Regions from separate parts of the Mus musculus genome. Here region 2 is linked to region 1. The links are chromatin contacts, found by Hi-C or POLR2A ChIA-PET in ENCODE. All regions are on one chromosome and are shown on one strand. The core of a region is the stretch at or near the end of the contact, and the rest is flanking DNA. Distances in the headings are between cores, read along the strand shown.

Region 1 (3,314 bases), core at 94-2,593:
CCACGTCAGCTTTCTTTTGGCAATATTCTGCTAAGGTTTTGGGGGTGTAAGGTCTCCACTACTCCTGCCCCAGCCAGGGTGATTGATTCTATCCATGATCAGCTTGCCAGCAATTGGAAAATGAACTTTCCTGTTAATATGTCCTTGAGCTAGCTCTGAAATAGTATAAGTCAAATGTGTTTGTGGTCCTAGACCACTTATGGTGGCCCATCTTCTCAGGGCACTGCAGAAGTATCATGGTAGCAAGAATTGAACATTAGAGTTTGGGGATGGTAGATTTTTCATAGGGTTCACTGGGGCCCATGGTCCTTTTGGGTAAGAGATTTATTTAAAAAGGTATTAATTCCATGGACAGACAGACAGACATCAGCAGCTCTGTTGAGAGCTTTGTTCCAGAGTGGGGGAATCCCTTCTTATAGGTCTCAGGAGACAGATTTATAGCAAAGATCCTGCAGCCAGGCTGTCCATGATTCTCGGGGCCTGATAAACCGACACTTAGCTTAAATCTGACAGGAGGTAGTGGTCAAAGAAATCTGTGAAACTTGGGAGGGGGTTGAAGATATCTAAACATAGCTGGGAAAGTGGCAGGCATTCCAGGCGGGAGCCAGGGAGAGAACACAGACGAGATGGACCCTGTGGATAAACATGGTCCTTTGGATATCCATATCCCTGTGGATACAGTACTTGCTAAGCAAACTTGAGGATCTGAGATTGGATTCTCAGCATCTACATGAAAAGCTGGGTGTGGCAGTATCTGTAAGCACTGGGTGTGTGTTTAAGGACAAGAATGTGAAGATCCTTTGAGTTGGATGGCCAGTCCAGTCCAGCTCCATCAGTAGCTCTACGGTCAGTGAGAGACCTGGCCCTTAAAAATGAGGTAGAAAACAACTGAGAAAGACACCTTAACATCAACCTCAAACCTTCTTGTGCATGCATGCACACACGTGTACACACATACATAGACACACAAGAACATGCAAACATACATACACTACATACACACAAGTAAGAAAAACAGCGCTAAAAGACAATCAATGGGGAAGGCACATCTGCTTTGGCGAGAAGCTTCAGGACAGGTTACACGGTGGAGGAAAAAATGGGAGGACAGGTTAGGACACCAAGGTCCTTGAGCCAGCAGCAGGAAGCCTGCTGGTGTTGACGCTGGAGGAGGGACCGTTCCCTCTCCCACCTGGGGTCCTTGGGACGGGGCCTCCGTGCGAAGGGCGGGGTGGAGTTTGGCAGATCCGCAGATGCCCTAATTAAGCCGCGGGTACGTTTCCCAACCCAACTGTCAACCAACGCGGCTGTGCAAGCCAGGAATGAATATTCCCAAAGCGCCAACAGAAGGAAGTGCTTCACAAAAACGGAGCCCGAGGGCGTGAAGGGAAAACAAGCCCTGTTCACACGCAGGCAGACAGCAGCCGCCGCTCAGCACAGCCCCGAGGAGGCGGAAACGCAAGCCTAGCAGAGACAGCTCTAAGCTGCTGAACCTCAACAGTTCCCTGTCCCAGGTGCCCGCAGGTGTGGAGCCCCTGAGAAGCAGAGGCTCCCTGCCCAGCTCTTTGTCCCCTCTGCTGACCTGTCAGATCTGATGTACCAGCCACACCCTTGGAGGGTGAGTTTATGGGGACAGGGTAGACAAGTCCAGGTCAGATGGTTGTCCTGGGGCAGTCCCCTTGCTGGGTTGCTCTTAGCCCAGCCTGGTTGACACCATTCCTTCTCCCTGAATTTGCCTGCCTCTGTCACCTTGGGCAAATCGATACTTCTTGGTGCCTCTTTTACAAAACTACCTCCTCTGAAAAATTGAGTTAATAACACTCCAGGGTGAAAGAAATCTGTATTTTACCGGTGCATGCCTACCTGTAGTCTTGATAAGCCTAGAGAAGCAGAGGAAAGTTTCTGTTGTCTCGATACAGGTCTTATGTAGCCCAGGCTGGCCTTACTATGAAACTGAGGATGACCTGGAATTTCTGATCCACCTTTCTCATTCCCACAGGTGCTGGGACAATAGGTTGCCTGTGGACCCAAGGCTTCCAGCATGCTAGAAGAGCACTCCTCCAACTGAGCCATATCCCTACTCTCCAAAGAGTGGCATAGAAAACTTCTTCCCCTAGTGTGAGAGTTTGCCTTCTGTTTTCTCAGTCACATGGGGCCACAATGGCTGCTGGGACACTGTTTCTCAAGAAAGAGAGAATCTTAGGACACCTCTGTCTCCGCTCCTCTGCCCACCAAGCAGTTGGCCTTCTGGGCTGACAGTGGCCCCTGGGGTAGGCCAGTCACCTTTCTTGGCTACAGATCCTTCTGGGCACCCAGGGTGCTGTCCTGGTTCAGATCTGGTGGTTCTGGGCCCACCCTTTGTTCTGCTTAGTCACCCTTTACTGTGTTACTGAGGAAAGCCAGACTCTGAACTTGAGGACTGACTGGTCCTGAGGCTCCTACCAACTCTGTGGTCCCAACAGAAGCTGCTCCTCTGTGTTATTCTTGGTGCTCCTAACATGCTCCCTTAAGGCCGTGCCTCTCAGCTGTGGATACAGATGCAAGGCTCTAGCATCCCTCCTCTCTTCTGACATGGCTTGGGTCGTCAGCTTTCCTCTTCCAGCTGGCCCAACACAGGCCTCTGAAGGTCAAGGGCCTCACTGACCCTCATGTTGCTTGCTTGTTGGAACCAAGACACCAGTCGATGTCAGGCTTGGAGAAGCTGTGGCCCAGTCCTCTCATGTTTCTGGGGGTTACAGGAGTCCAGAGCCAGGGAGGAAGCTTGTCTGCTGCAGGCTCACTGCAAATAACAAGGGCAAGAAAGATGGGAAGCGCCTTCTGGACTTCAGAAGCTGTTGGCACCTTCCTACAGAGACCTTGGAATGCATCTCTGACTGCATGCAGAATCATTAGGAGAGTCCTGACTCTGCTCTTGACCTCAGTGACCATCTTTGGGGGCCGGCTCCTACAACTTGGCAGCTGTGGGCATAGCTTTTGCCCTTTGTTACCTGCTTATCTTGTGGCAGTGTCAATACTGGCTGTTTAGATAATCTGTGTGCCATTGGCCTGTGTTTGAGGTCTTGAATTTTGCCCTCCTATTTGGGAAGGGGCAAAAGAATCTGGGACTAGGGAGACAGCCTGGCACTTCTGGGCATTCCTGGAAAGAGGGCAGCCTGGGAAAGCAATATAGTCTGGTTGGATTATCCAGTCACTCTGTTGCTCAAAGCTCCTTCCATACTCCTTTGAATACGAAACCTCACTCACATCTGAATCTCCTTTAAGAAATTGTGTGTGTGTGTGTGTGTGTGTGTGTGTGTGTGAGCGAGAGAGAGAGAGAG
Region 2 (3,305 bases), core at 438-2,937, 230 kb after region 1:
GCTTCCTAGGAGAAGGAAAAAGGGAGGGATCGCGGCCGCCTCTGGCTTCCCTGTGGCCGAACCCACCTGTCTCTGCAAAGCTGATGATCTCGGAGACGCGCTCCTGGCCGTCGGCGCCCGGGCTGGCGTGGCCGTCGAGGTGCGGGATCTCCACGCGGCCGTCCTCGCGCACCTTGCCGGCGTGCAGCTTGCGCAGGGCCGTGACCATGGCGGCCTTGGGGACAGCGTGCGTGATGTTGGGCCGGCCCCGCAACTGCAGGCGGCTCAAGATGTGTCTCTTCACCGCCTCCAGGAAGTCACCGTCCACCCGGCCCAGCTCCTCCGGCCGCCGGAAGCCGCCGCCGCCGCCACCGCACGACGTACAGGTGTCCTGCGAGCCACCCGGAGCTCCGGGTGGCGGGGGCGGGGGCGGCGCAGCGGGCGACGGCGGGGGTGTGGGAGAGCCCCAGGCCTCGGGTCCCAACCAGCCGGCCACCAGGAGCAGAAGGCAGGCGGCCCCCAACGCCCGACCGGGCAGCCCGTCCATGGTGCGCCGCTGGCGACGAGGGCGCCCGCCGCGAGGCGAGGCGAAGCGAGCTCAGGGCCGGGCTCCGGGCTCTGGGCGCACCGCCCCGCCCCGCCCCCGCCCGGGCCTCCGCCCGCCCGCCTGCCGGGAGCGCCGCCGCCGGCTCGCAGGGGGAGGGGGCCGGCCGGGCCGCGGGGGTTCCCGCGCGGCCGAGAAGGGGCGCCGCGGGGACCAGAAGGGAACGCGGGCTGGCGGTGAGGGGGTGGGGGGGACCGCCGGGTCAGTGGCGCGCTGACGACTCGGGGCGCCTAGGCATCTGCAGCCTGCCCATCCTCTCCGCGTCGAGGGCCACCGCAGCCCCCTGATCGGGGTGAAGCGAAAGCGAGGAGCGGCAGCAGCGGTGCTGGCACGGTGGCTTGGCTCGGCCGGGCTGGAAAGGTGGAGGGAAGAGGCGGCAGCGGGCGCAAGTCGCTCTGGAGACTGAAGCGAAGGTGCCGGAGACCCCGGGCGCGGCGCTGCGGAGGGCGCTGCGGCTGGGGCCCCGCGACCGCACCTGAGCGCCTCGCCCTGTCGCTGCTCGCAGCGAGGACACGGCCGCCCGAGGCAGCGGCGGTGATGGGCAGGTCCTTCTCCCCTGCTCCGGGCCGGCGGGAGGAGAGAGAGCTGTGCGGGGGAGCGCCGCTGCGCGGGCCCTTCTTACAGGAGGTGCCGAGCCCTCCTGGGCGGCGGGCCCTGCAGTCCTCCCAGCGCGTCACCCGGCAAAGTTGTCTCCAGGCTCCCCCGGGCGCCGCATCCACGGGCGGGCGAGCCGCGGCGCGCTTCTCCTGGGCCTCTGCTCCTCCCTGCTTCCCTGTGCCTGGCCGCCTGAGCGGGCCGGCCGGGGCGGCGGAGGAGGGAAAGGCGGTGGCAGGGCCCTTCTCGCCGCTGTCTCTTCTGCCTGCCGCGGCAGTGGCGGCCAAAAGTCTCTCTGTGTCCCCAGAATCGAGTGCCCTGGCTCGCGCTCCCACTGGCACACGCTGCAGGGCCGGGGAGAGAGCGAGTCGGCGGTGGCGGTGGCAGCAGCGTCCCCGCGCCCAGCCGTGGCTCGGAGTGCAGAGCGCGCCCGAGGAGTTCTTCGCTTTGCCTTCTCTTCCTTTCCACTCCCTGTTCTTTTTTTCCCGAGGGGTAAAAAAGCCGCACAATCTCCGTATGTGCGCGCGCGTTGAGATAGACGTTGGCAGGAAAAAAAGGGGGGAGGGGGAGTGTCGTCCGGGCAGTGCGGGAGGAGACGGTCCGCGCCTCCCTACTCGGGCGTCCCGGGGGCGGAGGGGGAGGCGGATTCTGCAGGTCGCTGCTGCCTGATCCTCCTCCCACCCCCTCTTCCCTCCGCTCTTTCCCTTTCTGCCTTGGCGAGGAGGGGCAAGAAGGTTCTCTCCACCCTGCGCCCCCCCCCCCGCGATGCCAGGCCACTTTTGCTACCTCGAAACTTTCCCACCACGTGAGTGCTCCAGACCCTCGCCCCATGGGGCGATGGATAAATGGCACCGACACGCTCCTGGTGTAGGATCCGGGTGCTTCTGGACACCCCTTACTCAGGGCCACGAAAGCCGCCCCCCGCCCCCGTCCCAAATTGTCGCCTTTCACAACCGGGACGGGCGACCCTCTCTCGCCGCAGCTGCCCCTAGAGCCTTCAAGGGACGATCTTTCGCTATCCAATCTGCTAGGTGGGGGTGGGGAGTAAGTTCGAATGCAGCAGAGAAGAGGTGCGGCTGGATGCCACCCTCGGGCTACAGCGCCCTCTTCTAGCGTCCGAGGCCGCTGTCCCAATGGGCGATGGGTTAACCCCCTGGGCTAGAAGAGTAAGGGAAGCGGAGGCTGCTGGAGGCTTGGCCAGCTCTGCTGTAGTTGGCCCGAGGGTCTACCTGCATTGTTTGGGAACCCATCTTTGAGGACCCAAGGTCTCTGGAGGCTCAGGGCTTGCCAGACTGTTGGGGTCTCCACTGTCCCATTCGTGTCTTGTCACACTTGGCCTCAGACAAACCCAGATTCTAATGAAGGGCTCAGGTACTACCGGATTTGAATCCAGTCCAACCTCACCTTGCCCTGCCTCTTTCTCTCTCTCTCTCTCTCTCTCTCTCTCTCTCTCTCTCTCTCTCTCTCTCTCTCTCTCTCTCTCTCTCTCTCTCTCGGCTGTAAAGGGGCACTGTGATACCTGCACCACACTGGTGCTTTGGGAGGTCCAAACAGACTAAACCAACCTCGCAGAAGCGGATATAAAGATGGTTCTGGGACGCTCTTCTGGCTGCCAGTAATGGGTGGGAGTCTGACTCCCAGTACTGACTAGAGAACTGCAAATGTACCCTCTTCTTTCTGTCTCTTTTCCCGACCCTACCTGGGTCTGGGACGACAATGCCCACGGGGCACAGTTCCCAGAGACCAGAACACATTGCCTGCAAACAGCCCCCCCCCCCCCTTCCCAGGACGCTTACCCACAATAGGCTCACCTAACGACAGGCAAGACTGAGAGGTAGACGCATGGATGGTTCTCTTTGGAATCGGGACAACCCTCCCTAAAGACACCTCAGACTTGGGGAGGGGGGTCGTTCCACCAACATCCATTGCTTCCCAACTTCCCAAGACAACCCTACCCTGTGGACCTTAGCCAGAACAGCAGTTCCGCGGAAGCACGAAAGTCTGGGAGCAGAGCGCCCCCTCTCTCCCTGTAGGAGGAACAGACCAGAAGTCTGCGGGGCAAAACTAGGGCGGGTCTGACTTAACCAACTCTGAGTCTGAAGCAAGAGCCCCTCTCCTTCCCGCCCCC

Evidence for each region. A loop is a pair of places that touch in the nucleus more often than their neighbours do. ChIA-PET counts read pairs that join two places held with the same protein, here RNA polymerase II (POLR2A).
Region 2: a map of left cerebral cortex shows a loop between it and region 1 (2.3-fold over the local background). The contact joins the promoter of Inhbb here to the enhancer-like site in region 1. A Hi-C loop is called at or near these places in 2 of 37 maps with a recorded cell type or tissue (both left cerebral cortex). POLR2A ChIA-PET finds 5 or more read pairs at or near these places in 2 of 5 experiments (Patski and embryonic stem cell).

The regions. Positions count from the first base shown.
Region 1 is chr1:119,188,373-119,191,686 of GRCm38, forward strand. No RefSeq gene overlaps it. Among named protein-coding and RNA genes, the nearest start is that of Gm46144, 11 kb to the right of the region's middle. Within about 2 kb of position 1,344, at least 1 of the 3 ENCODE cell types and tissues checked has a DNase peak (open chromatin) inside an H3K27ac peak, as active enhancers do.
Region 2 is chr1:119,420,561-119,423,865 of GRCm38, forward strand. Inhbb (inhibin beta-B) reads right to left here and starts at 1,688. Exons shown (of 2, transcript NM_008381.4): 1 at 67-1,688. The coding sequence starts at 526.